3 separate regions of the Homo sapiens genome follow, and all the other regions are linked to region 1. The links are chromatin loops, found by intact Hi-C in ENCODE. Cell type or tissue: A673. All regions are shown on one strand.

The links. Peaks named below come from ENCODE experiments on the same cell type or tissue, not always from the same donor. Only the 100,000 strongest peaks of a DNase experiment are listed, where the experiment ranks them.
Region 2: a loop joins it to region 1, with 4 times the contacts of the local background. A loop is called at or near these places in 6 of 110 quality-filtered maps.
Region 3: it touches region 1 in a loop (13-fold over the local background); 10 of 110 quality-filtered maps call a loop at or near these places.

What each region holds. Positions count from the first base shown.
Region 1 is chr13:100,511,747-100,519,746 of GRCh38, reverse strand. It overlaps PCCA (propionyl-CoA carboxylase subunit alpha), which reads right to left. Exons shown (of 24, transcript NM_000282.4): 22 at 4,180-4,320. Among named protein-coding and RNA genes, the nearest start is that of PCCA-AS1, 35 kb to the right of the region's middle. RefSeq lists enhancers at 1-510, 2,218-2,512, 1,961-2,685 and a silencer at 2,218-2,512. In A673, a CTCF peak has its summit at 4,712 (motif pointing right); DNase peaks (open chromatin) are centred at 2,426, 4,146, 4,726 and 5,526; H3K4me3 peaks cover 956 bases; H3K27ac peaks cover 7,369 bases.
Region 2 is chr13:100,388,516-100,396,515 of GRCh38, reverse strand. The region is part of intron 19 of PCCA (propionyl-CoA carboxylase subunit alpha); the gene reads right to left. LOC124903201 (a long non-coding RNA gene) reads right to left here and starts at 5,313. Exons shown (of 2, transcript XR_007063854.1): 1 at 3,801-5,313; 2 at 74-3,663. RefSeq lists enhancers at 3,447-3,741, 3,010-4,209. In A673, no CTCF peak of the experiment used is centred here; DNase peaks (open chromatin) are centred at 2,375 and 3,585; H3K4me3 peaks cover 790 bases; H3K27ac peaks cover 4,639 bases.
Region 3 is chr13:99,982,129-99,990,128 of GRCh38, reverse strand. It overlaps ZIC2 (Zic family zinc finger 2), which reads right to left. Exons shown (of 3, transcript NM_007129.5): 1 at 6,990-8,000; 2 at 5,020-5,183; 3 at 3,364-4,806. The coding sequence ends at 4,447. Among named protein-coding and RNA genes, the nearest start is that of ZIC2, 4.3 kb to the right of the region's middle. RefSeq lists an enhancer at 5,388-6,587. In A673, CTCF peaks have their summits at 2,140 and 2,339; DNase peaks (open chromatin) are centred at 2,348, 3,188, 4,768, 5,178 and 11 weaker places; H3K4me3 peaks cover 7,584 bases; H3K27ac peaks cover 8,000 bases.

The sequences.
Region 1 (8,000 bases):
AATAAAAAATAAAGGTATCTCACCAAGTTTGCCAGTTCTGTATGGTCGGCTATAAGCTCAGTTACATGAGGCTTAGAGACAAAGGGGAGGAGGGGACGTCAGACTCTGAGATGGGATGGGGTGCCTGTGTCTTGTGGCCCTGACTGCACACCTGCTTGGGAGCCTGCCCTGTCAAAGGAGCACGTGCAAGGAGGAAACAAAATCAGGGTGAAGTGTAAGTGGTGTTGCCACCGACGCCCACCGATGTGATGCTTTCCCTGGCACACTGTACAGTAGGCTGTTTCTCGCCTTTAAGGCGTTGTTCACAAGAGGAACAACCGCAGACACCTCACTGTCCCCTGCTGAAGGTCAATTCCATCACGAGGTGGATCTTTTCATCTTAGCCCCACCAAAATATCCCGAAGTCTAATATCGAATGGGCTAATTCGCAAGAAAAAGCAGCAACAGGTACTTAATTTCAATCTATTCTTTCACCTGGTTTCACTAATTGTTAAGAAAGAAAGAAATGCAGATGAGTATATAGCAGCTTATGGTTTGTTTCTCATTTGTTTGGTGTATTAAATGAGTATTTCTGATGCAAATCTGTGATGACTGCAGAATACGAACATTACTTGAAAGAATCTTAACTAAATGCAATATTAAAATGCCTCCTTGGGTGACTATCTTATGGGGTGGTTTTGTTTCTGATATCAAAAGGCTAACAAAGCGAATGTGCTCATCATGACTTTATTTGACTTCAAAGTCAAAGTGAAAATTATGCAATAAATTCAGCAGCTATAAGTCTAATTTGACATGTGGAAAAATGTATTCTACCGTTATTCTGAAAATATATATATTTCTAACATTTCTGTTCAAGAGTATCATAAAGGTAGAAGTTTGAAACAGCTGAGTCATGCTAACTTTGATTACAGAAGTGCTCCCAGTTTACAATAGTGTTACGAGTCTAAGAAAACGAGTTTTCAAACTGAAATGAGTTACTGCAGAAACATTTTCAGAAGGCATATAAAAAGGCACTAAAATTTATTCTATCAGTTGTTTCCTAAATTATATTACTGATTCTGGACCTTAATAATCCACTGTACTTTCTTATTGATTTGTTTGCTTACCTGCATTTTACTGTGTATTAACATCCTCTCTCCACGTGTTCGGAAAAACTATTACACAATCATTTAAAATGTGACCTGCCACATTTAATGTTAAATAGTATATAACAGACACTGAAAAAGTTATTAGGAACTTTTGCTGTGTGAACCCTACAGAAGCCCTTCAAATAAAACACAGCTTCTGTGTTTAGGGCAGGCTGAGTGTTTCAAATGAATCAGTGCACAAGGCCCTGCCACACCAAGCGCCCCGAGCGGATTCACTACTTCTCAACGGCCACCCCACATCTCTTCTTCCTGAGGTTTTTAAACTGTGTTCAAATTGTTTACTTCACAAAACAGATTTGTTCATTACGATTTATGTGACACTTTTTTTAGAACTTATTGCCAGGCCCACCATTCTACGATTGGTCAAGTTTTACTTCAGCTAAGCTAAACAGAAACATGATAGATTACTGGAATTTAAACGATAAAAAGTAACATTTCAAAGAAAAACAGAATACTTGTAAGGCCCTTAGTTGTTTTAGGGTCCTTATTTTCCTTGAAAATACACCAAGGAGACTGACTCCATTATCTTCCCACCCATAAAAGGGGAACCTCGCCCGGCTATTGTTAGTGCGGAGGAAAACACAACACGCCCCGCGGTGTTAAAATCACTTAAAACCGCAAAATTTCAACGTGACAGGTAGTGTTTCCTCACAATGGCCTCAAGTAAGTGACGTGCCTCTGGTCCAAGGAAGCTTCTTGTGTTTTAATTACACTAAGCAGAATTTAACTATAGAAGTTGCGCTAAGAGCCGACGATGAAACTTCTCAGGCTGCATTGGGTTTCGGTATTAGTGGTTTGGGACATTTTTCACAAGCAGTAATTCAAGAGAAAAGGCTGTTTCATCAAAACACAATGGCACAGAATATGAAAGGAAGTTCTGCAAGTACCAAAAAAGACAAATAAAAGCAAGTATACGCCCCACCTGAGCAGCCCCCGCAAACAGAACTTAGGAGGGAGCTGACAGATCCCGAGGTCCTGAGCCTGTTCACTACGCGTGCCCCCCAGGTACTCTGAATTTAAAGGAATGCATAAAATATAGGCCCCGTTGCTCTGCCGTAACATATTTTTAACAGTTCTCAAACCATTCTTAATGAGTACACACATTTAATTATTGGTGGGTGTTTTTAATATCTGAGCTACATCAATGAACCAAGGACTGATATCACATTGTTCCCATTTACGAAATGCCTTGCTTTTCTACATTCAATTATTAACCAGGAAATGGAACGTACAAAGGCCAAACCCTTTCGGTATGTGGGAAAGTCAGATCAGGAGCCAGCAGCTGTTAAAGAAACCAGAAGGCTGCGCTGATCTGGCCTTGGGAGCGCCCCGTTTACTGCCTCTGAGCAACCTCCTTGAGGGCCGTGTGAGGGGCCAGGGCTGCAGTCTCACCCTCTTGCCCTCCAGGCTTGAGGCAGGAGTGGTCTCCCTCATCCCTGCCCGCCCTCCCTCCACTCCGGTTTGGATTCAGGTGTTAGAAAAGGATTTAAGGAAAACACTTACTTGAAACACACACACACACACACACACACACACACACACACACACACACGATTTTATAATTAAAGCCACACAATTAGGAGTGGAAAGCTCAGGCTGGCAGTATACAGACTAGATAGATGCCTTCCAGAAAAAAAACTTAAGAAAAATGAAAAAAACAAAACAAAACCCTTATATTGTTTACGAACCTACATATCTAGTCACTAGAAGATTCCACTGACAGCTCTGATAATGTCACGTGCAAGTGAACGATTCTTAATGTCAAGGCCACGAGACTATCCTCTTACGACCCTAACTCTGGAGAAGGAAGATGTCCTCCCCTGAATTTTACACACATTACACACACACACACACACACACACGTAATTTTTCTTATGGCCTCTCCCAAATCCTTAACACGTGGGCATTAGACAGTCTTAAAGAGGGCTTTCTTCCAGGAGTATCAATGCTTTCACAGCAAACAACAATTCACAGCCACGTAGCCTCTTTTATGCCTTTCTGAAAAAGTGGACAGTTCTATTTCTGTATCACCAGGTAAAGCAGCTGTTAAGTCGGTTTTCTAACTTCGCATATTAGTTTCAGGGCTGGTCATTCAAACAACTAAAACTGATCATGTTTTCTTAATATTCACATTTATTGCAAATACTTTTCTAGAAGCCAATGCCAACTACCTGATTTTTTCCTCAATGTTAAGCAGATATTTTATCTGTACTATTGAGAAATCAGGAGGCACTAAAATGTAAGTCCCAGTGACCTGAGATACAAAACGGAATCACCACCTCATCCATGAGAGACAGTCATGTCCGGATGCTATTTTCCTGCACATGAATAAAAATGCAAGTATTTAAGTGTACCTGGAAATCTGGTTGCCTCCTAAATTGTTTTCTTTTCACTTTTGCTGCTCATCAGTAGAGATTTCTATCCATGTTCTAAGAAAATGTGTGCATCCTATCAATTCATCCATGTAAGTTATCTCGAGGAAATAATATAGCTTTGATTTGTGCTTTAATGTCACAAGATCAAGATGAAAAACTTCAAACTGTGATGCTACATTTTATTTACCAAGTAATGGAAGTGCTCTGGTACTGTACAGATTGCAGAATTAACCTTTCCTCAACTCTTCTTCCCAATTAGACATTTGTTCCAGGAATCATGCAAAAAGTTCCTCATCGGAGTATTATTCCCTGGCATGACTTCAATGGATGCTTTGAGCACAGCATACTAGAGAGTAAGCAGCACTTTTAAGGAAAGTACTTCCCAAAACACTGCATTTGCAAAATGATGGAATGCATCTGGCCTTCTTTCTGCTCCACTCCCAGATCATTTGGGAGGGGAAGCGCTGAGGGTCCTGGCACCAACGTAATGCAAACGTGAAACAGGTCGACAACACACGCAATCGATTTTGCTGTTTAGGGGGCGTCGGTTAAGTAAGAACTGCAAAGAGCCGAATCGTGCTGTGCCGTTAGCCGTCGCTTTGGAAGGGGAAGTTGGAGACCAGCATGTCCTGCAGAGAGACACACACAGCCCTTACCGCGTCTCCAGGCTTGACAGAGACGGCCACCACCACTCCGGGCATCGGGGAACGCAGAACACTGCTTGTGTCCTCAGTCACTTTTTCCAGCATAAATTTGTTCAATTCTGCGGCAAGTCTGGTTAAGATATTCACCTTGTACTTAAGGGAAAAACAAAACCAAACCATAAATGAGTTTAAATGAAATTTTCCTCAAAAGTAGCATTCATTCTAAATCAATTTTTAGCTTTTAAATTCAAATTACAGTAAGAGCCTTAAATTCAAATGGTTCTCAATTGCTGCACACATCAAAATATATTTGTTTCTGTCATATATTGAGCTATTTCAGAAAGTTCTTGAAATAAGGGCTATTCCAGTTATTAAAATTAATCATTGATAAGTATCATCCTGTATCTTTAAGAAAAACATCTCAAAACGTTATAAAGAAAACTGAGAATTTTACTTGTATTCCCTTCACCACCTACAAACTTATCCCTATCAAGGAAAATCCCATGAGCTGGGCAGACCCAGGGGATGGAGGAGGTGACATGTGGACAGGCGCCAGTAGATGGCAGCAGATGGCTGTTGCAGCTTCCCACAGCCCTCCAAGAGCGGCTGCACTACGTATCAGTAAGTTAAGACAATGGGGTTCAGTGTTCATTTTGGGCAAAATAGTATTTAAAATTCCATTTTTTCAGTGACAGAAAATGTTATATTCATGACTGAAAACGTTGGCTTTTCTTAAAGGCACTATGTAGTCTTTCTGATGTAACAAGATGGTTAGGAAAAGATGCAAGATAATGAGAAAGCCTTCTGCACTGAGAGACAATAACATCAAGATGTTATAAACACTGATGGAAAATACGCACAGACAAGTATATTCATGGCACCTTCTGTAGGTGGCTCTCAAACAATCGGGCATATTTAGGGCAGTTCAGTGAAGCAGAACATTTCAAAAAAGAGAATTCCTATCCTCTCCGTGAATAAATCTATGAGCCACAATTTGGTCTATCCAAACAGAAAAAAGATAAAATGGTTTGAGGAAGTGTCTCTTGGTGAAATTGGAACCACCACCCGAAGGTTCTGGATCCCTACCAGGTCTGATTTCTCTTGGGTAAGAAAGAAGCAGCAGTGAGACAGCTCCATTTCATTCAAAAAACCTGCTGTAACTCAAAGCCTCCTGTGGGCATCATGATGGCAGGGATGCAAAAACAAAATATAATTCCCCCTTTAATTCTGCATGGGGACGGCGGGAATCTCTAAGTGCCTCTTCACAGGGCCTACTGAAAAGGGTGGGGGCAGAGCTTTGATGGCCTAAGTTCCAAGTGGATTTGCGACACTGTGACAGGTTGAATAATAACATCTTTTGCATGTTTCTTTACTCCTGAGTGTGTGTTTTGCAATCAAGACATAGAAGCGTCTGCCAGTTTCTGAAGGATATGTTCCTTAAGTGAAATTACAGTGCAAATAAAAGCTTTTTGCTCCTATTAAAATTCATCTGAGTCATAAGTGGTGAGGGAAAAAGCGAGGAGAGTGCACGCTGCTGTCAGTCTAATAAACATTCTGGGCAGAGGGACTATTTATCAGTGAATTGTACCTCCAAGTCCTTCATTAAATCAATGGGGGAAGGTGTGGAGGGACAGAGAGGACTATAATTGGACCAAATTGCACAGTTTTCCTATCTGTGCTGTCTGCAATGGGGGAAAAAATCCAACATCACTAGAGGCATCAGAGTCAACAAAAAAGTTACTTTTCTAGTTGGTATCGCCCTGAGCTGCGCCTTCTGTGTGACTGACTTACGACGTGCCTTGTTCAGTTTTCAGTGTAGCACACAGATCTATTTTTTTCTTGTTTTGCAGAATTCGACTTCAAAATATGAAGCCTAAATTCAGGAAAAGTATCTTCATTCGCTGAGAATATGATTTACCACATTTCCCCACAGTGGATATACTCCAAAAACTAAGTTTAGTTATATCACAGATCAGCCTGCATATGAACGAAGCGCTAAGACTGTATTTAGCTTCATTTCTCCCCAGAAATTACAAGATTCTGACGAACACTGGATCCTTTTACTATTTTTATAATTTTCATCTTTCAGATTCCTTTCTCTGTAGGACTCCTGCTTTGCTTGGAAAGAGATGTAAAAGAATCACAAACTCAATGCCTTTAGATGCAGTCTTTGTTACTGATGAGATGTTCCTTTTCCTTTTGTATTTGTTTATTGTTCTTAAATCTGTTTGGGGGATAAGTGACTTATTGTAATAGCAAGTAAAAAATAACAACGGGGTAAACTCCTCCAGAGAGGCCTTGGTGCAAATAGTTGGTTTAGAAATGACCTTTCTGAATATAAAAAGAGAAGACAGAGAGAGATTCTCTTTTTAAGATTACCTTTGATGTTGTCCTGAGCCCGTGAGTGTACCACACAAACACGCCTTCTTAAAACAGCCTCTCAGCTGGCCTGTGCTGTGCTGCACGGGGCGCGTGCCGGGATGGGGCCCAAGCAGGGTGCAGCGTAGGGGCCCATCAGAATGAACTGCCTGGTGAGAACCGTAAAAGCTTTTTGATGCCCCAGAAAAGAAGTCATTTAAGAATGTACACCAGGGCCTTCCAAGCTTCTGATCAAAACTGCTATTTACTAGCATCTCTGGATTCTTTGGGGGCACAGAGAGCCAATGCTTTGTGAGACTTCAGGAATGTGCCCCTACCTGGACCGTGGGGTACAAGCTCGGTTTCACCGTGGGCATTTAACTATTCCTCAAGGGTTGTGCGAAACTCCCTTAGAGAGTTTTGATTTTAAGTTTTTGTGGTTGTTTTCAAGAAGATAAATCACAAAGTTGATGTTTGAGGGTAGGAATCCAAGACTCTGAAGGCTTGTGGACAGGACAGAGTAGTAGGATCCCAGAAGCAGCCAGGTTTTCCCGCTGCCTGGGTAGGATGAGGGAACATGCCAGCGTGGGTGACAGGCAGCTGCCTGTGGGTGGGGCTGGGCTGCCATGGAGCCGGAAGATGACTCGCTCCAGTGAGCTCGGGGCTGGTCAGTGCGTGGAACTTCACTCCGCTGGCTTAGGAAGGTGTTCTCCAGACCACACAGCCAAATGAAAAAAAATGTTCTTGAAAAACAGCTCACCACGTAAGTGAGAACAGAACAGTTGCTCTCTGGCTTGGCCTGGTGGGACTCCTCAACCCACACACGACAGTAATGGGAGGGAATGAGGTGTTATCTAAGGACTGAATGACGGAAAGGTGACCCGAACCCGGGTCTCTAAGCAAATTAATTTTATGGCCTCTACAGTGTGAAATCATGTCTAACAAGAAAATTTCTCCCAAAAGATTAAAAGAAAGAAAGAAAAGGAATCACAGCTGACATGAAAGGGTCAGGAGGAAGGCCACAAGAGCAGGACAATGACAAGAAACACCAGTGGGATTGTTTTTAAAACTGACACGCAGCTCTTCCGTGGACCTATTGAAAGCCTGGGGGCTGAGAGTGGTTGCTGCAGCAGGAGGCGGCGGCTAGTCACAGTCTGGGTGAGAGAGGGATGTTATCACTGGACCTCATTAAGAAAAGCATCCTGCAACTGGGCATGTATGCCTGCACCCCAGAAATCAGCACCCCAAAGACAGCAAAGAATGACCCACTTTGAGACACACTCCACTTTCACGGATACACAGAATACCACCCTGGAGGCTTCTGTATTTGTACAGTACATGCACCTCCTTACAGCATTAAATCCACCCACTTTTTTCCACAGCCTGTAGAAGTAGCAGTAATGTAATTCTGCAGACCCCATGCGCTAAATGTTGCAATGATCCCGAGGTCTGCGGCTGCTCCCGAGGTGAGCGCT
Region 2 (8,000 bases), 120 kb after region 1:
TTCATACAATGGAAAAGAACTGCTTGCAAAGTAAAAGCTACTTTAGCTTCTTTTAAAAAGCAAAATATCCGTGTTTTAGAGGGAAGAGAAATCATTTCTGGGGTGCTTATTACATCAGCCACTGTACTAGAGCCTTTATATAAAATCTCATTTAATTTTTACAAAAACCCTGGAGAATACTATCCCTATTCTACAGATAAGGAAAACTAAGGCTAAGAAAAGATAACTAACTTCTGCTGGATTCCACAGCCAGCAGGTTCAGGATTGGTATTTAAACTCAAGTCCACCTGCCTCGTGACCCTTGGTTTTCCTCTATGCCAACATTCAGGTAAACACCACTGCTGCAGTGGTTCAGGGAGGCTAAGTAACTTTTCCAACTTTACACAACTGGTAAGTGACAGAGGTTTCTCTATCTTCAGAGACTATTGTTTTCAGCATAACGTTAAATTATTGTTTCTCTACCATCCCCTTAGGTAACTCCAAACTAAACCTTGTGGGTAAATGCTGATGGTAGATAGGTTGATTTTTACAAACTAAAGATAACAGAGGAAAACTATGATTGCTTGTGTCCCTATATCCAAAAAGACTGACGTTTCTTTTTTATAAGACTGCCCACTCTGCATGATAAAAAACGTGATTGCTGTGATTTGTTACTTATTAACTTCAACTACTAGAAATAGGGCTCCCTAACAAGTTGTCTTGCAAATTGATATAAAAGATAATTACCAAATGTTCTGCCTTCTGAGATTCTATATTTCTACCAAGATTTTTAGAGCTTTTTCAACAAATAAAAACATTACAAAATCATGGAACACTGTACCAAAGGCAGAACCACTAAAAGAATATTTAAATCACATCCATAATTTTAAAAAATTATTTAATTTACACAAATGTAATAAAATATTCCTGAGCCACACCCATAATTCTTTTAAAATTAGGAACTCCACAAGATAGTCACAAGACATAAAACACACAATCAAGAATACAGAGATGGAAACCTAATTGTATATTGGCCCTTTCCGTGAAAACTTTTTCTGACCTATTGCTATTATTGCTCCAAATACATTTTTTAAACTTTTTAAAGCCTTTGTTGATTATTTTTAATCTCTTCAATGGTGGTATATCCCTTGCCACTGAGTTTCAGAAATTGCCACAGTTACGCAGTGCTGAGTCTGGTGAATAAGATGGAAAAGATCAGTTATGGCTAAGAAACAAGACAGAAATATAAGCCTACAGATTCTACAGACTCTTGGATGGAATATGGAAACAAGACACCAAAATAATTTGTGGGCTATATTACTATGTGTTTTCAGTGTGATCTGTGGCTTTGGGATAATTTTAAGCTTGAACAGTCTAAATTAATTTTGTCTTTCCTTAAAGGCAAAGAATAATTAGAAGTCTGAAATTTGCTTTTAGGATTTTTATACAAATCAGGATGTTAGAGCAAAGAAAGTTTTAGATATGCAAACCTGTGCCCATGAGTGTACAGCCCCAAACCCCCTCAAGCATTTCATCCTAAACACAATGCATGAACGGGATTCTGGGAGAGATCACAACCCCCTGAAATGTAATTAGAATCACGGACACAGAAGATAAAAGCTGCCTTGATGATGGAGCACGTCAGACCCTGGACACACAAACTGGAAAGACAAGAAAGCAGTTTTTTCAGAGTAAATTGAAGTAGCTATTCTAATGAAATGTGAAGGTTTAGGGATAATTTAAAAAATATTAGTAGTAGGACATATTTTTTAAAAAACATAATTTTACTATGAAGGATATATTTCATTCTTTCAACATATTTATTGAGAAGCAGACCTGACCTGTGCACTGTAGGCAAAGTGAATCAAAATGCAATTACTATTTGGGTCATGGTAACCCTTGTTAGTTGATTCACTTTGTTTTTGTGGTTAATATAAGCTTCTGAAACAAACAACTACCCTGTTACCAGATTCAGTTACTGGTTTCTATCTTATATTTTGGGTTTAGGGAATTACTCAAGTTTACGCCTATTTTCAGTTCATGCCTCTCATAAGCAAAATCTGCAAACACACAGCTGCTGTGATAGTCTGACAGAGATCCATTCCACAGACCTCTGACTGCCACCAAGAACCAGCGCTGATGCAAAAGGAACCTCGCTGAAGAAAGCTGTGTTTTCTTAATAATAACAGTTGTATAAACATAAGGTCTTCTCAGTTAAAGGGAAACCAACATCAAAAAGCAGTACAACATAGAACCCTAAACCCCTCTTTCTTTGAAGAAACCCGTTTGAAGCGAGGTGTTTCTAGTTATGGATGAATGAAATGAGAATTCAGTTGCAACAAACGGACATCCAGTTCTACGAAGGACTAATTAAATCCATCTGAGAAGCTGCATCTCAAACCGCCTCACACATTTCAAAGGAAAGCACTCCTCTGCCTTTTGCTAAGACATCAAAACACTCAGTCACAGCTGACGCATACAGAGGCTCTACAACAATGTTATTTTTATGGACTACAAAGCTCCACAAAAGTAATGTTAAGAGTTTGCACTATTTCATGACTAAAAATTCAGAGTTAAGGCAGAACATTTCTATGTATCACTATCTGAAATTTCTTTCCAGCCTCCAACTAGTTTTGTAGATCTTCTACCTGATCTCAAAACAAAAACAAAACAGATGCATCAGTCTTTAATGTGTTTCATATACTTGCTAAGTAGAAGTGGTTAAAAAATTAATCAAAGAATTAGTCCTAGTTGCACCATTAACTTTTTTTCCTTATAAACAAAACCAGGATTTTGATGTTCAATTAAGACTCTTGAGTAGGCAGGGTCCGGTAACTCATGCCTGTAATCCCAACACTTTGGGAGCCCGAGGTGTACAGATCATGAGATCAAGAGTTCAAGACCAGCCTGACCAACATGGTGAAACCGCATCTCTTCTAAAAATACAAAAATTAGCCAGGCACGGTGGCGGGCGCCTGTAAACCCAGCTACTAGGGAGGCTGAGGCAGGAGAATCGCTTGAACCCGGGAGGCAGAGGTTGCAGTGGGCTGAGATCACGCCATTGCAATCCAGCCTGGGTGACAGAGCGTGACTCCATCTCAAAAAAAAAAAAAAAAAAAGACTCTTCAGTAGTTAATAAAAGCCAGCAGAAGCAGCTGCTGAAAACTTTAAAAACTTGGTTTGACAAAAATACTCCATTTAACAGCCATTTTTTGGCCTTTAAAGTGGTAAAAGAAAGTTATATTCAGAATTTGGGATATTATCCCAACAGGATAATGTGGTGTTAGTGTCTATCCTCCCAGGATTTTCTGCCTGTCATTGGTTATGGTGAGCTCATATAATCATATTGAGCAATCGTGTTTTTTTCTTAAAGAACGCTATTAAATGTGACACAACCCATAAGCAGGAGAAATTCAATTCTTCAACATTTTCTTTTCAACATACATAGAGAGACATACAACTAACACCATCCAGATGGTTGCTAACATTCAGAGTTTCTTCCCATGGCAGAAGACCTTAGTAAAAAGAGAAGCAGGAGCCGTCAGGAGGCCCCAGGCTTCTGGCTTCTCTCTTTACTTACCAAGTAACCTTGGGTGAGTCACTTGACCTTCCCTGGGTGAGTCACTTCCCTGGGTGAGTCACTCAACCTTCTCATCCCCTCTTGCTGTTAAGTGAGGAGTTGCCCTAGGACAGCCAAATTCCTGTAAGTTTTGAAAGTCTGTGACTTTTTTCTCCAAATGTGAATTCATTAAAACGCTACATGGATTCTGTTTGGAATCCCACTTATCAGTTATTCACACAATGGAAACATGGTAACTTACCACCTCTCTGCTACCTCCTCTGCCCCAAGGAAATTTCAGGCATTCCATGACAGTTTGGTAAATTAACTCCAATTCAAAAGTTTTCAGGTCACAGGAAATTTTATAGAAGAGATTAAATTTCTGGAAATTAACACACTGCTACATTACTGACAGAGAAAAAACTGTGAAGAATAAGGCAGATTTTGTTGACCCTTCAATTTTAAAAAGAGTAAAAAATGCCTATGCTTTGATATTTGAAATCACATTTCCTAGGTGCTAAATTTATAAATAAAATCATTGTTTTCTTTAATCACAACAAATTAAACTAGCAAACACATTGACTGAATTTTGATATCCCATTATGTAACTAGTTTGTTAAGGTGTATGAAAGGCAATTGTCAACGCATATCTGCCTGTATTTTTTGGAGACAACATTCTAATTTATTAAAGAGTTTCCATGACCACTAGGGAAGCAGTTTTTGGAACTCCTTCCTTCCCGCTTCACTGTTCTCTCTCTTCCTTCCTTCCTTCCTTCCCCAACTCCTCTACCCTGCCCCCAATGAATATTTCCTGAGAAGTACAAGAAGTGTGACAGTGAACAAGACTAGGTCCTTGCCTTTACAAAGCTCCTATTTTAGTGTGAAGAGGCTGAAATTAAACAAGTGGACAAAGAAATAAACACGAGAACTCAAGTGCATGATAAGCACAATGATGGAAATGAACACCATCTTAAGTGACTAAGGGGTCACTTAAGAGACCAAAAGCTAATTCTGCTTCCAAATATAAAAACACAGAAGACAAAACAAACAGTAACAATAACCCAAAAAACCTCTCATTCAAATTCATGACTAAAAGAATTTGATTAGATATCAAATATGAGCTTACTGAAAATATGATGTTAATGTATTTATTTATGAAAGTGATCTAAATATGTATTCTATTAATTCTCACAAGACACCAATTTGAACACAATTTAGACTTTTGAAAAACGTGTTGATCAATAGTATTCCCTAGAACATACTTTATAAACTGCTCCTATAAAAGCTGGCTAGATAATGAATAATGTCACAATAAAATCGAAACCCATAGTTTAAAGGCCCTTCAGGATCTGCCTATCTCCACCTCCCTCACTGGCACCTCTCCGCCTAGCCTCCCTGTGTCCTGGCCTCCTGGACATGCAGAGCTGCCTTGCACTATCTGACCACATGGATTGATACCCCATCAACTCCTGCTCCACGACTTCAAATGGAAGCTTGGTTAGCCTAGCCCTTCTGTTGTGTTTAAGTCAATTCTTGCTCCCAGCCTCAACAACATTCCACGTACTTCCAATTTCTAATGCCATAATCAACTCCTCCCAGTCTCACCTCACCTCTTCCCCCACAGCAGCCATCACAGGTGAATAAGTCACCAACTCTCCCTTCATCTCCACCCGCTCCTTTGTCCTTTCATATAAAAATGGAACAGAGGCTGGGTGTGGTGGTTCATAAGGTCAAGAAATCAAGACTATCCTGGCCAACATGGTGAAACTCCGTCTCTACTAAAAATACAAAAATTAGCTGGGCGTGGTGGCGTGCGCCTGTAGTCCCAGCTACTTGGGAGGCTGAGGCAGGAGATTCACTTGAACTCGGGAGGTGGAGGTTGCAGTGAGCCAAGATCGTGCCACTGCACTCCAGCCTGGGTGACAGAGCAAGACTCCATTTCAAAAAAAAAAAAGCACAGAGGCCCTTCTCCTAGTTCTTCTTTTTCTCCTTATTCTTTAATCATCAAAAATTCCCTTCTTCTGGCACCTGTTATCAGCACTTAAGAATTTATTAAACCTTTAAAAAGTCAATCCCCTCAACACCATGGCCCACTCTTAACGACCATGCCTTTAGAAGAGTCATTCACTCCACTTGTCCGCATATCTCAATGTCTGAACTCACCACAATTTCATTTCTGGCCCCATTACAACACTGAAATTGTTCTCAATTATTTTCACTAAATCCAATGGATAAATCTCAGCCTTAGTTGTTTTTTTTGTTTTAACATGACTTCTTACATTCACTGGCATCAATGACCTCATCTTCTTAAAACAGCCTCTTCCTTTAAATTCTGAAACAACACAACTTCTTGGGTTTTCTGACACAGTCTCTTTCAATGCTCCTCTTCAGTATCCTTTGCTGATTCTTCTTCCTCTGCCCATCCTTTAAATCTTTAGCATACCTCAAGGTTTCATCTTTCTTGGTCCTCTTCCCTTTTCTACTTTCTCCTCAATTCAACCCGTGTTCAACTGCCATTTATACTACTGGAGACCGAATCTCCCCCAAACTCTCTCCTGGGCCACAGAACCTCACATGCAATGACCCAGGAAACATCTCCACTTGTGTATCTCACAGATCCCTTCAAAATTATGTCTAAAATTGTCTTCCTATTTCTCTAGACGTAACCTCTCTATGCTTCAATTTCCTTATACTTAAAAATAGGACTAATAATAGTACTTATGCTTTATAGGATTGGAATAGAAATGAAAGTAGATTGTACATGTTGACTACAATTGTTGTTAAATAACATATTGCATGTGGATCACTTAGAACAGTGCTTGACACATATTAAATATGCAATATATATTAGCTAATATTATTACTGCTCAATAAATGCACGGTTAATTCTACATCTTAAATCTCTTCCATGTTGATCCATTTTTTCTCCAAAATACTTGCAGCTGAGGCTCACAGCGCCCACCTGCATGACTGCTTCTAGCAGGCCCTCTTCCTCCAGTCTTGCCTCTCCAAACCTATTCTCCATCATGAAGGCAGAGTGATCTCCCAAACAGGCAACTCTGTCCGACTCCCTGCAGGCAAGCCTTCTGTGGCTCTCCACTGCACTCCACACACATCCAGACCAGGTTCAGGGCTGGCACTTTCACATGGCCGGGTCCCAGCTGCTTCCCCTGGGGCCTGCCCCTCCCATCTCACCACTCGTTTCCCCCTCCCTGCCTGCCACCAGGTCCCACACTTCAAGCTTTCTGTGCTGCAGTCATACACAACTTCTCTCTTGCTTCAGACACAATTAACTTTCTTAGTTCTCTTTCTGCTTTTTTTTGGTGTGTGTGTGTTTTTCTTTTCTTTAACTTCTATTTTACATTCAGGGATACATGTGCAGGTTTGTTACATAGGTACACTTGTGTCATGAGGGTTTCTTGTACAGATTATTTCATCACCTAGGTATTAAGCCTAGTATCCATTATTTTTCCTGATCTTCTCCCTCCACCCTTTGGTAGGCGCCAGTGTGTTGTTCCCTTGTGTCCATGTGTTCTTGTTATTTAGCTCCCACTTATAAATGTGAACATGCGGCATTTGGTTTTCTGTTCCTGCATTAGTTTCCTAAGGATAATGACTTCCAGCTCCATCCATGTCCCTAAAAAGGACATGATCTCGTTCTTTATAGCTGTATCTACTTTTTATGTAGGCCTTCAAACTCTGACTCCTTCCCCTACCCTCCCCCAAACCTCCTGTGTAGGTCTCAGCCTGGCCAGTATTTCCTTCCTAAGCCTCCCCTAACCACCTCCGTGTTCAGTTCGGGGCCTCCGCTACATACATGCTCACCACAGCACCTGCCCTCCCTGTTACCACTCAATTTTCCTCCTTCACTGACACAGCTTTCATCCTTGTCCCCCTCAACAGATGACACTGTGAGAAGTCAGATGTATCATCTCTTTTGATTACCACTGGTTCTCCAGGACCTATGTCATAAAAGGTACTCAATAAACAGCTGTTATATTACAACTAAAATGATCAATGCATGGTGCTATAAATATGTCAAAATTCATCTACTAGCTGAGTCACTCAGCCAAGGCATTTTAACAGATGGCTCCACTGTTCATTCTATTTATAAACAACTTTGAGGGGTCAAAATATCATACCAAAGTGAATTTTAAAACTTTTTAATTATTTTTATTTTTTAAGACGGAGTTTCACTCTTGTCACCCAGGCTGGAGTCCAATGTTGCAATCTTGGCTCACTGCAACTTCTACCTCCCAGGTTCAAACGATTCTCCGCCTCAGCCTCCCAAGTAGCTGGGACTACAGGTGACCACCACCACACCTGGCTAATTTTTGCATCTTTAGTAGAGACTGGGTTTCACCATGTTGGCCAGATTGGTCTCCAACTCCTGATCTCAGGTGATCTGCCCACCTCGGCCTCCCAAAGTGCTGGGATTACAGGCGTGAGCCATTGCGCCTGG
Region 3 (8,000 bases), 530 kb after region 1:
CAGACTATAATCAATCCATCCACAAATCATTATTGAACCTTTGGGTTCTGAGGACCTCTTTCCAGGACGTGTCTGCTAAAACAAACAAACAAACAACAACAACAACAACAACAAACCTACCCAAAGCTTCAACCAAGTCTTGATGGAGTGTGATTTTGAGGCCTTTATCACTGAGCCCTTGGAAGCAGGCCTAGCGCGCCCTTCCGATCATTTCGGTGGAGTAGTGTGGGGGAGGGTAGGACCCGAGTCTCTAGTGGGCGCCCGGTGGGTTCCCGCGGGTCCCCGATGCCACGGGTGAGCTCACCAGGGACCTACCGGGACACACCTCCCCCCGTCCTGCCGACCTGGGCGGGAGACCCGTCACCTCGCCGGCCCAGGCCTTCCTTCCTAGCCAACCCTGGGACGCAGAACAGCACAGAGTCCAGGGAAACCCGAGCCTCCGGTACAGTCTGTGATCTGCCCTTGATCTCAGGGTTTTGTGCGGAAAATAAAACCACTTGAGACTGAAAACATCCGTCTGAAAAAGAGACAAAAGGGCTAGGGGGTGGGGAAGAGGAAGAGCGAAGGTGCCGGCCTAGGGAAGAGCTCTGGGACAGCCAGGTATGGGCGTGCGGGTCCTGGGACGAGTTTCTTCCCTCGCGTCCAGCCGGGGCTTGGCCCCAGCAGCCTCCCTCTGCCCATGCCCCAAGCAGAACCGACGCGGCCTCTGATCCTGGAGTGACTTCCTCCCCGCCCCGAACTTCGTGGGATATCACTGAACCAGGGAAAGCTGATACCGATGCCGGTTATCATCCTGGGCATTAATAATGCAGTAAGGATCACGATAATTAATAATAATAATGACGGGCCTCCCGAGGGGGCTCCAGCTGCCTCCGGATAAAGCGACGCTCGCGCTGAGGGGACTTCTTAGGTGGTGGATGGAGGTGAGCGCGAAGGAAGCCGGCCTAGGCTCACTGAAGTTCAAGTTGACGGCGGCGGCTAGCAGAAACCGTGCTCCAGCCGCGGCAGGTTGGGCCTCCCTGCGGGCAGCTACCCGCAGCGCAGCGCGGGATCCCAGAGAGGGGCGAGGGCTAGCTTCAGTTTCGTGTCTCTGGAGTCAAGGCAACAGCAGGTTAGCATTTAGGTCCGTTTAGACAGCCGGGCAGGGATAGGGGTGGGGTTGGGGTGGGGGGGACGCCTGTCCCCCCCACCCCACCCCCAGGCCCAGGCCCAGGCTCCTGAGTGTGGTGCAGGCTGTTGGGCCGCGAGCCCCCGCGTGCGTTCTCAGTTGAGCAATTTTCACATCTTGACACTTCTACACTATTGCCATATCCCCTCCCCTCCATCCAGTCCTTCGGATTCGAAGGGCAGAAAAGAAAGGCCAAAGAGAGAGAATGGACCACCTTGTCGGGTCCGTGACTTGTTTGGACAAAGCCTTGGGAAGCGAGGGACCAGGGACTGGGAGCCCTTTCGAGGAAAAGCGGCTCCCGCCCGCTCCACACATCCTAGGGTGGACTCGGAGACCACTCCCAGGCTGTGATCTTCCTCGTTCATATTTTATTCTCCTGCTGAAAACTAGGATCAGCGCCCCCGCACCTGAAGGGGCCTCGGGTGGCTCTCTGACTTTCAGATGGGGAAAGCAATCGAACCAACTCAAGGCTGTGAGATCGGCCACCTCTTCTGGCCCTTTTTGTTCTTCCCCAGATGGGAAGAAAAGCCCCAAACCCCATGGTAAAATTGCCTTCCCCACCCCCATCTTGTCCTTCTCCTTAGATTTGGGGCTTCTCTCAAAACCAATTTCCACCAAAAAATAAAAAATAAATAAATTTTTAAAAAAGTTGAAACATTTCCAATAGGCCTTTTTGTTCTTGCACAAGTTATGACAAATATTTCATTTGACTCCTTCGTCCCCCCATGGGGGTGGGGGTGCTTTGGAAAACTCTAAACGATTTTCCTCACAGCTTATAATGTGTTCAATGAACTCTCCCAAGGATCAGTAACATATGCCAATTATTTTAATAATTTCGCCTAATATTATTAGGGGTTATAAATTTGATTTTAATGGGGCTCTGATTGCTTCAGGAGTTGGCGCTTGGGCAGTTCGCAGAGCCGCTGGGGAAGGCGAGCCTGGCCTCTGTCACCCTCTGGTCACTCCCCCACCCAAGGCTGGACGCCTTTCCTCCCCACTGAACAGGTATTGTGACCTCCGGGAGGTCAGGGCTGCCCCTCTCTCCCCAAGCACCCCTCAGGCCTGGCCAGCCTGGTCCAGAGGCTCATTCCAGGGCTGGAGGGAAAGGAGAGCAGGGAAGCCGCAGCCATCGCGCCACCCGCGCTCTGCGTCTCCACGGCGGTGCTGCGCGATCCTCTGGAGGTGTCGCTGCCACCACCCAAGTCTTTTTCCAGCTGGGAGAGCTGGAGGGGGGAGGTCCAGCACTGCCCAAGGCCTCTTGGAGCTACTGGGAGAGGGAGATATTTTGATGGCTCAGAAATTTAAAAATAATCTTCCCCATCCCTACCCTTTCGTTATTACAATTATTTTTGCCTTCTTCCTTAGAGTATCTTGTTTGAAAACTCCGATCAGCTCCTGCGGGGAAGGTAGGAAGGCTGTAAACGTGGGAGAAAAGCTGGTGGCTGGGGCTCTGGCTCTCTCACTTCCACCTGGCAATTTTAGTCTCGATATTTTATTCTATTTTTACTGAATTCTTCAAGAGATTCTCTTTCCTTTGGGGCCAACGGTTTGTTGCTTTCCTATCTAATCTCCTCCCCCAAGAAGATCAAAATATAGCCTATTTATCACCTTCCCTTGACCATCCTGCTTGTTGGGACACAGCTGCTTTGCTTCAGCAAGGTTTCTCTGCTTAAAATTTCAAGCAACTTTTGGTACAAACGGGCCCTTAAAACTATAATCATTAGGCCAAGTTCAAAAAGAAAGTACTCTGCACAGTTTTAAATGTGTAATTAAAAATAACTGTACCTCAGCTTTTCAGAGGGAGGGAGAGGAAAGGGGGCAGGAAAGGGGGAAAACAAAGAATAAGGAAATGTTTAGTGCTCTTAAATCCAGCCCAAATAGCTGAAAGAAAGAAAGGCATTCCCTCAGATAATGGAGCCATTAGAAGCTCTGAAGGTTCCTGCCGCCATTCCTCACAGGGGCTTTCCAAAAATTTAATTCACTCTCAGCTATTAAACAAAGGCCGAAGAAAATAATTTTGAGACCTTCTGCCAAACGGGCACTTTGGCTTGGTTTCTATGCAGACACACACCTTCCTCCCCAGAACGCGTGTGCCTCCCGCCCACTCAGGCTCGCTGAGGCGTACCCAGGTCAATCCTCAGCTGCCTCTTCCCCCATTTTCTTTAATAACTTTGCTAGAAAAAATAGTATGTTCATGCAGTTTCAACACATTTTATTATATTTCTGTATGCATTACTCTCAAAACATCACAAGAAATGATCAAACCACTTAAAACCTTCAAATAAAAAATCTGAAACAGTTTATGCCCACAATTGTACATATTTATAGTTAAGAAACATTCTTTATAAATATTGTTTCCTCTGTAGCAAGTTAATACCATAATTTAATTACAAATGGATAAATATGGTAACGGGTATTTACAGAAGGAAGGGTGTTATTACGGAAAAAGCTAACGGCACGACGTTTATTTTTCCCCCACAATCTTTCATACAGGAACTAACAAATTGAACTTGCAAAAGCACTAAAACATCACATGTAAACCCAGCTAACAGAAAAATACATTCACAAGCGTTGTTGGTGGTGGTGTGTATGTGTGTGCTATGGGTCAATGTGCTGAAGAAACAGAAGGGAGACTTTGGCACGGCTCATTTTTTCCAGTCTATAGTTACATGAAGTTTACAATCAGGTTGCCTCATAAAAAGGAACACAATATTCAATACCACAATACAAAATAAACCATTTTCTTCCACATTACTTAAAAAGAAACCGGGTAAACTAAAAAGAGAAAAGAGAAAGCCCATCACTTTAGGGAAGGGAAGGGGCGGAAGGCGGGGAGGAACGCAATCCGGAGTTTTACAAATGGACAAACTTCTATACACCAAAAAGCCTTTAAAACCACCTCGGAGGAGAAAGGAGGAGTCCGCTATGTACACAGTTTGTCAGAAGACTGGGAACAGGGTGGGAAAGAACGTGGGCATGGAGATTAGCAGGGAGGTTTGGTTCAACATTTTTGTGGGTTTTTATTTTTTTATTTTTTATTTGTTTTATATTTTCAGCTTCAAAGACTCCGGAAGGGATATTTTTGCTCTTCATGCCTAGATTATTATTAAAAAAAAAAAAAAAACTTTAAAAAATCCTTCTGCTGGTAAAATTTTCATCATCATAAAAATCAGATTCATAATTTTAACAACATGATCACAAGGTGCCCTCGCTGCTAGCTGCGGGGAGGGCTGCTGCGCTGGGGTGGGGACAGGGAGAGGGAGAGAGGCCCCGACCCGTCACACGTACCATTCATTGAAGTTGGAGGAGAGGCCGCTGTGACCCCCGGCTGTCCCGCTGCCCCCGCCAGAGCTGCCGCCGCCCCCGCCGCCCGCCCCGCCGCCGCCCCCGCCACTGCCGCTGCCGCCGCCTGAGCCGCCTCCCGCGCCGCCACTGCCCGAGCCTCCGCCCCGGTGCACCGCGGACACCGCGGCCGCCGCCGCCGCAGCCGCCGCCGCCGCTGCCGCCGCCGCTGGGGACAGGTTGGAGCTGCTCTGGGGCTCGGCGCTGGGGGACACCAGCCCCGGGGGCGTGGACGACTCATAGCCGGAGCTGGCGGCCGGGGAGGATTCAGAGCCCTGCGGGGAGGACTCATGGACCTGCAAGACAAAAGCCGGGAGGGGGGACCAGAGGGGACTGGGTGTGAGTGCAGCTGCTGTGGGGCCGGGCCCCTGGGGGAGAGCACCCCCAGAAATGTTCCCCCCGCCGCCCTGGCCCCTGGGGACCCTCCCAGGCCGGCTGAGGTGGTCCGGGCCAGTGCTGCACCGGCGCCTCGGCCTGCCTCGCCCTCCTCCCGGCCGCCGCGGTGGTACCTTCATGTGCTTCCGCAGCGAGCTGGGGTGCGTGTAGGACTTGTCGCACATCTTGCAGAGATAGGGCTTATCGGAGGTGTGGACGTGCATGTGCTTCTTCCTGTCGCTGCTGTTGGCGAAGCGCCGGTCGCAGCCCTCAAACTCACACTGGAACGGCTTCTCCCCTGTGGACGGCAAACATCGGCGCTGGCTGCAGACACCCAGAGCCTGCAGAGCCCCCACTCAGGCTGCGAGGGGGCTGGGCCGCGGCGAGGGAGAAGGACCTGAGGGGGCTGGGTCCCTCAAACCAGTCCGATCCCCTCTGCGGCAGAACTAAGATCAAATTAACCGCCTTCCCGCCCGACAGTCCTGCTCATTTATTTCGTATTTTACTTTCTTCCAGGCTGACGTCCATCTCCTCAAATTTCTCAGGAATGTGGGGAAGCTCCTAGCCCTGCCTGCCTTTCTAGAGGGCTTCTTGGATTTGCAGCTTCTAACAAGTTGCTCTCGCCACGGAGAAGCTGTTATTATGACAAAATATTTGGGGCATTATCAAAATCACACAGGCTGCTGGGCTGCTGTCGGTTTCTCGCCAGGGCCAGTAAGCAATTACATTTGGAGTTGCTACGTGTTGTTTGGGGGCCGGGCTGTGGAGAGTGACTGAGCCAGTATTTTTCATCCAAAATTCTGCAAATTGAATTAACCACAATTCTAGTCTCACCTCCCGTCTTTAAAAAAATAAGTTGAAGAAAAGGTAAATATTAGAGATAAGGCAGCATCTAGTGACTGCGGAGAGGCACAAGCTGGTGGGCGAGGGTTGGGGGAGTCAGCAAAGCCTTTCAAAACCTCCCCGTTTAATTTTCTGGCTGTCTCTGCATCCTGTTGCCAGAATTCCAAATGCTTGGAGTCATTTAGAGGTGCGAGAACTCAAACGTCGTTCCACTTGGAAAGGGGACCGTTTAACGTTAAATTCCATTAGCACCTAAATTGTTTCTTAAAGACATCCGCTCAGACACAGGACTCGAAAGCGAGCATTTCATGCAAATAAATTTCTCAAATTTTAAACCTTGTTAAAAGCTTGTCTCGCACCTCGGCTCCCTCCCTTCCCGGAAGAGAACAATAGGCCGCTGGCGCATCCCCACTTCGGAGTAAATATTGACGGGGGAAGTTGCTAAAACATTTGGCTTTCTTTTAGGAAATCGTCTGGCACGATTTTGGCTGAGACCTGGTCATAGATGAATAATCTATGAGGCGGGAGGCGCGTTCTTTTGCGGCTCTCTCTTCTCACGCGATCCCCCCGCGGGGCCGCGCTGCCTGGGGCTCTAGCTGACCTGGGGCTCTAGCTGACCTGGGTCCAAGTTGGGAATCGCAAACTCTGTGGTGCCCATTAGAGAATTTCACAAACTGCTGCGAAACCACAGTAAAGCCCCCGCGACCCACCCCGAGACGGGCTTTAAAAACACTTTAAAAATGAGAAACGCATTACAGCTTCGGCTCACACCAGACTCATTTCATGGGAAACAGTCCCGGGAAGGGCGTTTGGACCCCGAGTAAAAGAAGTGGGAAAACACACAAACCACTCAGACAGACATACACTCCGAGCAGAAAAGCACATTCAGACAAGCTGGCAAAATCCTCTCTAGGCTCGCTTCCCGGGCACCGAATTAGCGAGCAGTTTTATTTTGTGCTTTCTACTTAAAACGGAAATTATTAACCGGGGCTGAGCAAACGAAGCAATTGCATGACCCAAGCATACATTTGATGTGAGGCTAATCATTCAAAACTCGATTTCCGCACATGGAAAAACCTAGCCCAATAATATTGTCATCGTCCAACAGAAACAAGCTGCTGGCTCTTTCGTACACGCAAAAACACCTCCCATCCCAGGTCCCCGGCTGGCGGTCTGCGCCCAGCGTCGGCACCCACAGCCTGAGTCTCAGCCTGTGCGTGTCTCCCCTCCGCGCCTGGTCCCTGTCCCAGCCCGCGGTTACCTGTGTGGGTCCTTTTGTGGATCTTGAGGTTCTCGGAGCGCGCGAAGACTTTGCCACAGCCCGGGAAGGGGCAGGGGAAGGGTTTCTCGCCTGTGTGCACGCGGATGTGGTTGACCAGTTTGTATTTGGCCTTGAAGGGCTTGCCCTCGCGCGGACACTCCTCCCAGAAGCAGACGTGGTTGCTCTGCTCCGGGCCGCCGACGTGCTCCACCGAGACGTGTGTCACCAGCTCGTGCATGGTGCTGAAAGTTTTGTTGCAGCTCTTCTTGGGATTGCTCAGTTGCTCGGGGTCGATCCACTTGCAGATTAGCTCCTGCTTGATGCACTGCTGCCGCATATAGCGGAAAAAGGCACCGGGGTGGTGGTGGTGGTGGTGGTGGTGGTGGGCCGCGGCTGCTGCCATGTTCATACCCATGTTCATATTCATGGGGCCGTACTGGTTGTGGAGTTGCGCCGCCGAGTAGGGGTCGGTCCGCGGGCTGGCCACCTGGCGGTATTGCTCCGAGCGCCCGAACACCTCGCCGGGCAGCCCGAGGCGCATCTGCCCGTTGAGCACATTCTGCGAGCCGTGCGGCCCGTGCTGCTCTGGCAGGCCCGGGAAGAGGAGGTGGCCCTGCGCGTCCGAGTGCGCGTGGTGCAGGCCGCCCGCGCCCGGCCCGAACAGCCCGTGCTGCCCGCCGCCCGGCGCCGAGTCCCCGAAGCCGCGGCTGCGGAACAGGAAGTCCCGGGTGGAGTTGAAGGGCGGCCCAGAGTAGGAGCCAACGTGCGCGGCGTGGGGCCCGAGCGCTGCGGCCGCAGCGGCAGCCGCAGCGGAGCCGGGGTAGGCGCCGGGGCCCTGCGACGTGAACGCCGAGCTCTGGCCCGGGGACAGCTCGTGCGCGCCCGGGTTGAGCTTGAAGGCTCCCATGTGCGCGGCGGCGGAGTCAACGAAGCCGTTCTGCGCCGCCGCCAGGCTCAGTTCACGGTCCTGCATCTCGGCGGCAGCCGCCGCCGCCGCCGCGGCGGAGTGGT